2 separate regions of the Homo sapiens genome follow, and region 2 is linked to region 1. Evidence: read pairs that join two places in POLR2A ChIA-PET (ENCODE). Cell type or tissue: Panc1. All regions are shown on one strand. Links, peaks and the distances in the headings refer to the core of each region. The heading gives the core; the rest is flanking DNA.

Evidence for each region. ChIA-PET counts read pairs that join two places held together with the same protein. Peaks named below come from ENCODE experiments on the same cell type or tissue, not always from the same donor. Only the 100,000 strongest peaks of a DNase experiment are listed, where the experiment ranks them.
Region 2: POLR2A ChIA-PET joins it to region 1 with 10 read pairs; 1 of 35 experiments calls an interaction of 5 or more read pairs at or near these places.

What each region holds. Positions count from the first base shown.
Region 1 is chr17:57,946,236-57,951,724 of GRCh38, forward strand. The region is part of intron 1 of CUEDC1 (CUE domain containing 1); the gene reads right to left. Among named protein-coding and RNA genes, the nearest start is that of CUEDC1, 6.4 kb to the right of the region's middle. RefSeq lists an enhancer at 573-867 and silencers at 823-922, 2,513-2,807. In Panc1, for the core only: no CTCF peak of the experiment used is centred there; a DNase peak (open chromatin) is centred at 2,592; H3K4me3 peaks cover 1,606 bases; H3K27ac peaks cover 4,000 bases.
Region 2 is chr17:57,018,572-57,024,060 of GRCh38, forward strand. No RefSeq gene overlaps it. Among named protein-coding and RNA genes, the nearest start is that of SCPEP1, 43 kb to the left of the region's middle. RefSeq lists an enhancer at 1-21. In Panc1, for the core only: no CTCF peak of the experiment used is centred there; a DNase peak (open chromatin) is centred at 3,151.

The DNA of each region.
Region 1 (5,489 bases), core at 751-4,750:
AGCAGTCTTCAGAATCCTTTCCAGCTGTAAAATTCAGTGATTCTCTCTTTTCAAAATAAAATGAATTTATAACTTTGAGAAATAAAATGTAATGATGCTCTAGTACTGCTGAGGGAAGGAAACATCTGTGTATGCCTCACCCAGAACCAGTCAGGGGAGGAAAACTGCTGATTTTCTAGGGTAATGATGTCCTGTGAACCAACCAGACTGGCCTCAAGCCGTCTCAGGAAAAATGACAGCTTGAAGTTCTCAAAGGATCCACCAACATGCAAAGGTCTGCAAGTTCGCAACTATCAGTTCTCAAACTTTAATTTGACTTTTTTTTTTTTAAAGGAAACTCATATGCAAGAAAATGCTGCACCGTAGAGGCTGATCTTAAGAATGCCAGTACAAGATGTATGTTGACTCTGTGGCATGCTCACACTTGCTTTCCTTTCAGGTGTACACCTGCTCAGGGAAAATCCACCCGGCCCAGGCAATCTGTTTTAAGACTTCCCTAGCTCGAGGCTCAGTGGTCCTGTAATTGGGTGGGGGTTTTGTCCTTTGCACATCTGATATCTTCATACGCTCCCTCCTGCTCATCATCACCAGCCCGGTCTCTGGACACACAAACACGCAAGTGCTGCCTTCCCCAACTCCATCTCGGACGCATCTTCTTCCTCTCTCTGCTCAACACAGGAGTTCCCTGTTCACACACCTTGCCATTGGCTGACACAGCCAATGGTGAAACTCCCCCAGCTGACCCTCCCTGGAGCTCACTAGCTCTCTCCCAGCTGTGGGTACAGCCTGAAACCGAAACTAATCTCAGACCAGAGCAAAGTGAAATCATTTCAGGAGCCTGATCACCCTACATGACCACAGAGAGGCTTCCCCTTAACAGAGCTCCAAATCCAGCTTGCTGGTCACCAGGAGAAAAAAAAAAAAAAAAAGCTTTGCAGTGCCCTCCTAACATCAAATACTTTCTTAATGAATAGGGAATCATGGGATTAGAGGAGGAAGCAAAAGTTCTTGCCGTCGTGTTTGCTGCTGCTACTTCTCTCTTATTTGCACAAGTCTATTTCAGTTCACCCCGTGAGCTAAAGTTCACCACCCGGTATTATTTTTAAACTCATTGTCCAGCATCCGTTCATATTTGGTTCACTCTTAATCAGATTATCTTCCAAGAGCAAGCTTTGTTCTCTTCTGAGATCCCTGTAACCATCTTGCTGTAATGTGGCTGAGACTGTTATACTACATGTTTTTCGTAAATTTGAAAAACGAAGCGTTTTACTTTTGTGCTCGAGCCAGGCACGGTGGCTCACACCTGTAATCCCAGTACTTTGGGAGGCTAAGGCGAGTGGATCTCTTGAGCTCAGGAGTTCGAGACCAGCCAGGCCAACATGGTGAAACTCCATCTTTACTAAAAACACAAAAAAATTAGCTGTTTGTGATGGCGTATGTCTGTAATCCCAGCTTCTCGGGAGGCTGAGACACAAGAATCATTTGAAACTGGGAGGCAGAGGTTGCAGTGAGCTGAGATCACACCACACTGCACTCCAGCCTGGGTGAAAGAGCAAGACCCTGTCTCATAAATAAATAAATAATAAAAAATAAAAACACTTTTGTGCTTGGAACAATACAAAAGAAAAAAAGCAAAAGCCATTATGACTGAACATAATGTCAGGCCTTGATGATCCTTCAAAGAAGTATAAATGTTGAGAAGGATCCTAAACTGTGTTTTCTCTTCTTACCCTTGCCCCCAGCATACTTGTGGGCAGCTTTCTTTGTGGCTAGGCAGTATTATGAAAAAAAGCCTACTGTCAGCTTAAGCAAAACAGAATAAGAAGGGTTAAGTGCACTGGCCTAACAAGGGTATGGTCAAAGAGAAATTAAGTCTTGGATTATCTGTTATTTACTCATTCATCCAACAAAGTTTACTGAGGGCCTCATATATATGCCTAAAACTCTTCTAGGTGCATCTAGGAGATAACCCACTAGCTCCAACTGAGAGTGCCATTCTCAGAAACACTGTGTGTATGGGGGCTGATGCTTTCTGTATTCCAATACCAAGACAAATGCTCCACTACTTCCAGGTTTCCTGAGCTCTCCTCACACGGCTTGGACTCCATCCCCGAGAGCTGTAGGTCCCTCCCAGTGAGCACCCCCGGGTGATGCTGACCAGGAACATTGCGGGCCAGGGTCACCTGGCCCAGAGCTGTTGGGCAGACTCTGTTTGTGCCTTGGCTCACTCATTCATGGATGAGCTGCTCAGTGTTATCGGGCATTCTTCAATCACTCCAACAGTCAAAGGAGGGGTTAGGCCAAATTTAAGTAATCTTCTAGCTCAAAAATTCCAGCTCCTTTTATCCTCCGATCACCGAGCTGACATGGACCTCTAGGGGCCTCTACTTCATCTTCCTGTCTCCAGATGAAACCTCTTAAACCACAAAGACAAATGAAACTTGTTCCCATTTCTGAAGACCTTCAGGGGAGGCCATTCCCCTCTGTGCCTATGAGTCACTTTTCTTACATCTCACATCCTATCTGGAATGTCTTCCTCATACCTTACTTGAATCCTCCCTCTGTAGTTTAAATTCATTTGCCTCTGGTTCTAAGTGCAGAGAGACAAGAGTGAATCACTGTGTTCTGAGCAATGACTCTTAAGGGACTTTTATGTCTTCTTCACCATGTTCACTGCAGGCATTACAAGAGGTGGCAGTGTTTCTCAGCTGTTAAAAACCACAAAGGCATCAGGAAAGCTGACCACACTGCCCAGTTCCTGCCTCACCCTGGCAAGGGTGCTACAGAATCCAGAAAACCTGACCCTTCTCTGAAACCCACACCGCTACTTAGCTCTACTCAGAGTTCACCAAGGGGGAGAACAATGTGCTCCCATGCCAGATCAAAAGCCCAGGAGGCAGCAGCCACTTTATCTTGTCCTCACTCAGCTCAAGCGGCCCCTCCTCCAGGAAGCCTTCCCTGCCCCAACTCCTCTTCTGGCTGGCAAAGTGCCCCCTTCCTCAGTGCTTTGTCTTATCGCAGCACTTGCCACAGAAACTGAAATTCCAGGCTAACATGTTTGTCTCCCTTACTAGACAGGAGGCATCTTGAAGGCAGGGGCCATGGCTTGATGACCTTTGTGCTCCAGGATGGGCCCCAGCAGAGTATCTGGCACTTGGCCAGTGGTTCTCAGCAGACTCTGTTAAGCTGAACCCTCCAGGCATGTTCCAACGATGCCTGGACATTGCACTGGCAGCCCTTCAAGCAGGACACAAATCCCACAACCCCCCCAGCTCCACCCTCCCCCACCACGACCACCCCCGAGCTCAGTAGGGGTGTCTCTGACATACTTTTTTTTTTTTTTTTTTTTTTTTTTGAGGTAGGGTCTTGCTCTGACACCCAGGCTGGAGTGCAGTGGTGCAATTTCAGCTCACTGCAACCTCGGCCTCCCAGGCTCAAGCGATCCTCCCACCTACGCCTCCTGAGTAGCTGGGACTACAGATACATGCCACCACGCCTAGCTAATTTTTGTAGAGATGAGGTTTCACCATGTTGCCCAGGCTGGTTTAGAACTCTTGAGCTCAAGTGATCTGCCAACCTCAGTCTCTCAAAGTGCTAGGATTACAGGCATGAACTACCACACCCAGCCCTGACAGTTTCTCTAAGGGTGTGGGCCTGCAGCCAGACTTCCTGAATTCAAATCCTGGCTCTGCCACTTTCTAGCCATGTGATCTTGGGCAAGTTATTTAAACTCTTGATGTCTCTTATGTCTCTATTTCTTCACCTGAAAAATTGGTATAATATCTCATAGGTCCTGTGAAGATTCAACGAGCTAATCCATGTGAAGTACTTGGAAAGGGTCCGACCCCTCTGTGAGTGCTGCAATGATTATTTCCCAAGCCTATCCCTTCACAGAAACCCTTGGCCCCCACAGCTTCCACTCTTTTCGTTTTTGAGACAGAGTCTCACTCTGTCACCCAGGCTGGAGTGTAGTGGCGCGATCTCGGCTCACTGCAACTTCTGCCTCCTGGGTTCAAGCGATTCTCCTGCCTCAGCTTCCCAAGTAGCTGGGACTACAGGCGCCTGCCGCCAAACCTGGATAATTTTTTTGTACTTTAGTAGAGACGGGGGTTTCACCATGTTGCCCAGGTTGGTCTTCAACTCCTGAGCTCAGGCAATCTGCCTGCCTCAGCCTGCTAAAGTGCTAGGATTACAGATATGAGCCACCGTGTCCAGCCTCTTTTTTATTTTTTTATTTATTTATTTTTTTTTTTTTGAGACAGAGTCTCGCTCTGTCGCCCAGGCTGGAGTGTAACGCTGTGATCTCTGCTCACTGAAACCTCCGCCTCCTGGGTTCAAGCTATTCTCCTGCCTCAGCCTCCTGGGTAGCTGAGATTACAGGCGCCCACCACCATGCCCGGCTAATTTTTGTATTTTTAGTAGAGACAGGGTTTCACCACGTTGGCCAGGCTGGTCTCGAACTCCTGACCTCAGGTGATCCGCCCGCCTCGGCCTCCCAAAGTGCTGGGATTACAGGCGTGAGCCACTGCACCCTGTGAGCTTGCACTCTTGACTGCCTATTGGGCCTGCCCCGATCTCCTGACTAGGTTCCCTTCCTCCAGGGAACTCTGCCCTGTTCCTCTGGACCAATGTTAGTATTAACTTTATGCCATTCAACCCTTCTCACTGGTTATGCCTCCTCACCCCTCCCCCAGCTTACAGGGCAAATTCTCCAAAGAAAAGGAAAAAGAGTTGGTTCCACAGCAGGGCTACAGATGCTGAGTCATTCTGCCCCCAAATATGCTTAGCTGTCACCCATGACATTTCAGTCTCCCCACCCCCGCCTCCACTGTGCGGTCCTCTCTGCTCATCATTCAAGAGCCTCACCCCACCCCCTCCCACTCTTCCAAAATCCACCCTCAGCCTCTACAGTTTTTACCAAAGATTTTCCTTAATAATGAGCCTCAGAATTTGTGTACCGCTGTGCAGAAATGGCAATAATAATAATAGCTTCGATGTAATGAACACTTCCTCTTTGTCTGGCATACACATGAGATCTCTTTTAACTCTTTCTAAATATAGGAAACTCTGGCACTTACAAAGTCTTAGAGTAAGATGGAGAGCTGGGATTCTACCTGGAGATGCCTAACTTCAGATCTTACACTCTAAACAACTAAGCTATGATGAAAATGTGCACAAAATAACTCAGTTGCTTCCTGGGGGTGGAAGTTAAGCCAGTGGAGTTGGAACTTTTTTTTTTTTGAGACAGAGTCTCACTCTGTTGTCCAGGCTAGAGTCCAGTGGTGCAATCTCAGCTCACTGCAACCTCCGCCTCCCGAGTTCAAATGATTCTCCTGCCTCAGCCTCCCAAGTAGCTGGGGTTACAAGTACGCACCACCATGCCCGGCTAATTTTTTGTATTTTTAGTAGAGATAGGTTTCACCATGTTGGCCAGGCTGGTCTCGAACTCCTGACCTCAGGTGATCCACCCGCCTCAGCCTCCCAAAGTG
Region 2 (5,489 bases), core at 667-4,666, 930 kb before region 1:
AGCAGGTTCAATAAACTTACTTGCCTGAACTTGGGTCTCTCTCTCTCGTCCTTTCTCTCAGCTGACCTTACAATGCCCGGCTAATTTTTGCATTTTTTGGTAGAGATGGGGTTTCACCATGTGGGCTAGGCTGGTTTCGAACTCCTGATCTCAAATGATCCACCTGCCTTGGCCTCCCAAAGTGCTGGGATTACAGGTGTGAGCCACTGTGCCCACCCAAAGCATAACAATCTTTTTTTTTTTTTTTTTTTTTTGAGACGGAGTCTCGCTCTGTCACCCAGGCTGGAGTGCAGTGGTGCGATCTCCGCTCACTGCAAGCTCCGCCTCCCGGGTTCACACCATTCTCCTGCCTCAGCCTCCCAAGTACCTGGGACTACAGGCGCCCGCCACCACGCCCGGCTAATATTTTGAGGTTTTTTTTAGTAGATACGGGGTTTCACCATGTTAGCCAAGATGGTCTCAATATCCTGACCTAGTGATCCGCCCACCTCAGCCTCCCAAAGTGCAGGGATTACAGGTGTGAGCCACCGCGCCTGGCCCAAAGCATAGCAATCTTAAAAGCATGTATCGTTATGAATATTGGGACATCTGGACTTTCCATCATTGTAAGAATGTGTCTTTTGCAGGTATCTTCAAGCTGTTTCCTGAACTGTAAACATCTCATGACTGTGAGTTGTGACAAGCATGGAATGCGCCTTGTTAGTCTCAAGATGAGCTGAACTCAAAATGGCATCACCCTGGCTCTGCTATGCTCCTATTTCCCTAACATAACCCCCAAAATTATAACTGGACAGATCCCTCTCAAAATCTAAGGTTTTGCTCATTTTGCATTGCATTACCTGATCATCTTGACTCTTGGAGGCATCAAAAATTACCTTGCATTATAAAAAAAATTTTAGCATTGATGTTTAATATCTAGGTAGGAAATAGTCTCTTTTGACTCCATGGCTCATATCCAGGTGATGCTGATGCAAGGGGTGGGCTCCTAAGGCCTTGGGTAGCTCCATCCCTGTGGCTCTGCAGGGTCCAGCCCCCACAGCTGCTTTCACGGTAGGCGTTGAGTGCCCTGGGCTTTTCCAGGCACATGGTGCAAGCTCTTGGTGGATCTACCATTCTAGGGTCTGGAGGATGGTGGTTCTCTTCTCACAGCTCCACTAGGCAGTGCTCCATTGAGGACTGAGTGTGGGGGCTCCAAGTTATCTTGGGACCTCCAAAGGAGAATTCACCCATTTCATATAGGCATTTGCAGGCAGAGATAAATCCATGGCTGGGCTCCAGGCTTTAAACAATCTAATCTGAGATTCTTACGGAACGAAGTTCTAGCAAAGCCAATTTAAAAAGAGAATAATTATCTTGCTGCACTTTATGCAAATAATCAGGCCAAGTATAATATGACTAAAACTTATTTTGCAAACACATTGGTCCTACCATGACTTGTCTTTGATTAAAAATGAAAGACTGGAGAAAAAATATTATAATACACCTGCTATTAGGTTCTAGTCTTGTCTGTTATTTTTGAGTTTTTTAAATATGATTTTTACAACATGGACTGAATCTTAAACCTTTTCTGGGCTGCAAGTCTCCCAACTAATGTTTGGAAATTTTTCTTCCATTTTTCTAACTTAAACTTGTGAAAAGAAAATAAAAACTTGGGACCCCAATTTACTATACCAAAGGGACAAAGTTAAGCTGAAACTGAGTCATGCAAGAAACTGCCTTTCCTTTTGTTTCTAAGCAGACAGCTACAGATAAAAGGTTAAGTATCTCCACAGGTCACTACTCTATGTTCACCTTATCTTATGCAAAGTTCTGTCTTACTGAGGGCAAGACAAATACATAATTTACTATTCCCCTACCTGCTCCTTTTCTCTTGCAACATGTGATTCAGTAACGTGACCATACCCTCCCTCTTCGCTTCCAGTCCACTTTTCTCCTTTACATATCGAAGCCCTCAAAATCATCTTTGGAGAAAGACACAGACCTCTCTTCTGGGTATATCCTTAACCTTGGCAAAATAAACTTCTAAATTGATTGAGACCTGTCTCAGATACTTTTTGGTTTACAAACTCAATAGAATTGCTACTACCTTTTTCCGAAGGCCCTGCAAGCTGAAGCTTATTCCTTGTGATACACGTGATAAGAGCACGTCAGATTGTCACTGCCTTCCTCCTCTGTAACTAAGATACTTTGAGTCTAACATCTGGATAGATTATGCCCACTATTAACATTTGTTTTTCTCCTGTTTATTCCATTTTTGGGAAGTGCCTTTTATTAAAAGTCTGTTTGCTTTATACTTCAGGCAACAGGAGACTGGCTCTCTGGACTATTCACCTAAATTAACGGCATCTGATCTCTTATAAGAATTATCGAACTCTTTGGGAGGCCGAGGCGGGCGGATCACGAGGTCAGGAGATCGAGACGATCCTGGCTAACATGGTGAAACCCCGTCTCTACTAAAAATACAAAAAATTAGCCGGGTGTGGTGGTGGGCGCCTGTAGTCCCAGCTACTCAGGAGGCTGAGGCAGGAGAATGGCGTGAAACTGGGAGGCAGAGCTTGCAGTAAGCCAAGATCGCACTGCTGCACTCCAGCCTGAGCGACAGAGCGAGACTCTGTCTCAAAAAAAAAAAAAAAAAAAAAAAAAAAAAAAAAAAAAAAAAAAAAAAAAGATCAAACTGAGCTTAAGCATGTTATTATCACTGGGTATTATTTAATTTTTTAAAATAATTATTTGTTATATTCAATAGGAGTATGGATGGTTAAAATTTATGTCTTCCAGGTTTCAACAGTGCCTAGTCTCTATAGGTCTTTAGAGCAGTCAGGAAGAGATCTCCATGCCCTGCACGGTTAGGCGGGAAGTAGCTTCAGCAGGAAGTAGCTTCAGAAGATGAGATCTTTGGACCTTTCTCCTTAAGAATAAGGAGAGTGAAATCTCTCAGTGGCTAATGAGACAGAGTAGTAATGGGGCTGAGCTTCAGCTCACCCCCACTAGAGCATTATTTCATGCATCCTCACTGATCACAAAACCTATACCACTACTTCCCTGATGCCATAATGTTTGAGCCATGCCTTTCACTTTAAGAATTCCAGGAGCTGGCCTTAGGCAGTTTGGTTCCAAGAACAGAATGTGTCTTACTCAGCTTTACATCTCTAGCACCTGGACCAGTGCCTGCCACATAGCACTGGGTAAATATTTGTCGAACTGAACTAAATTGGGAGTATCACACAGAGAACCTGGAGCTTGACTAAGAAATTGAGAAATGCATTTCCGGTTAATGGTTTCCATCAAGTTTCCTTTGGGACTTAAGTGATATGAGATATCCCTTTCACCATGCAATCCACCCCAGACATTGATGAGCTTGTCTTAATAAATAATGGTTCACCTGTCTCTTGCATCACTCTGAGACATTAGATGAACTCTTGCCAGATGCAGCATATTCCTTGTATCATCTAAAGAGTTATGTCCATTAGACATTAGCGTTGGCCAACTTGAAAATCTTGGGTTACAGTTTTTTTTCCATTATCTTTTTTTTTTTTAAACGGAATCTTTCTCTGTCACCCAGGCTGGAGTGCAGTGGTGCAATCTTGGCTCACTGCAACCTCTGCCTCCTGGGTTCAAGGATTCTCCTGCCTCAGCCTCTCAAGTAGTGGGGATTACAGGTTTATGCCAACATGGTTGGCTAATTTTTGTATTTTTAGTAGAGACAGGATTTCACCATGTTTGGCCAGGCTGGTCTCGAACTCCTGACCTCAAGTGATCCAACCACCTCACCTCCCACAGTGCTGTGATTACAGGCATGAGGCACTGTGTCTGGCCTCTTTAGAGTCTTGATAAATAGTTTTACTAAAGCAGGAAAAATAACTTCTTTTAGTCATGTTGTTTTAATAGCACCTAGTCTGTCCTGCTGTAACAGAATACCTGAGACTTTATATTTACAATATTTATTTATAATCAACAGAGATTTATTGGCTCATGGTTCTAGAGGCTGAGAAGTCCAAGACTAAGTGATCAGCATCCAGTGAGGGCTTTCTTGCTGTGTCAGCCTGTGACAGAAGAAGAGACATTGAGAGAGAGAAAGAATGCAATAAAGTGACTGAACTCATCCTGTTATGTGGAGCCCCCTCCTGCATTAATCCATTCGTGAGGGCAGATTCCTTATGGCCTAATCGCCTCTGATTAGGTCCCACCTCCCAACACTGTTGCATTGGGAGATTACATTTCTAACACATGCTTTTTGGGGCTACATTCAAACCATAGCACAATGCAAATCCTGAAGCTATTGACAAAGCAAGCGGGGAAAGTCAGCAATGCCCTTATTAGAATGTATTCTGGATCACCTTGTGTGATACTGTGATTTATAATGAGAAATATATACTTGAACTTCAACCCCATTTCTGATACAGAGCTCCTACAACCCTGAGAATTTTCTAAGTGGTAAAAGTGAAAAAAGCATCTTGATTTTCCTAACAAGCCCCTTTCAACCACACTAAAGTATATGTTAATTAGGTGACTTTTGGAAACCCCCTCTGGGTGGGGGACTGGTTGCCAAGAAGCCAACCAAGTGATTAGAGGATTACAACTTTCAGCCCCACACCCCACCCCCATCTCTAGGGGAGGGGAGATGAAGCTGGAGATTAGGTTCATTTCAATGGCCAACGATTTAATCAGTCATGTCTACATAATGAAGCCTCCACAAAAACCCAAAAGGACCAGATCCAGATGGGTGAGGATGTGGAGGTGCCGAGAGAGTAGCATGCCTGGAGAGGGCATGGAAGCTCCACACCCCTTCCCATACACCTTGCCCCATACATCTCTTTCATTTGGGTGTTTCTGAGTTGTATCCTTTTATAACAATCTGGTAATCTAGTAAATGAAGTGTGATATAGTTTGGATACGTGTCCCTGCCCAAATCTCATGTTGAATTGTAATCTCTGGTATTAGAGATGGGGTCTGGTGGGAGATGATGGGCTCATGGGGGCTGAGTTCTCACAAATGGTTTAGTACCAACCCCTTGTTGCTGTCCTCACCATAGTGAGTGACTTTTCATAAGATTTGGCTGTTTAAAACTGGGTGGCACTGTTACTGGAAAGGGATCCCCATCTATACCCCAAGAGAGGGCTCTTGAATCTCCTGCAAGAAATAATTTAGGGTGAGGCCAGGTGCAGTGGCTCATGCCTGTAATCCCAGCACTTTGGGAGGCTGTGGTGGGCAGACTGCTTGAGCCTAGGAGTTTGAGACCAGCCTGGCCAACATGGCAAAACCCCATCTCTACTAAAATTAAAAAAAAAAAAATTTAGCCAGGCATGGTGGCACATGCCTATAACCCCAGCTACTTGTGATGCTGAGGTGGGAGGATTGCTTAAGCCCTAGGAGGTGGAGGTTGCAATGAGGCGACATGGCACTCACTCTGTCTCCAAAAAAAAAAGAAAAGAAAAAAAACTGGGGGCACAGAGCAGCCCCAAGGGCTACTAGTTGCCCTTTTTAATGGT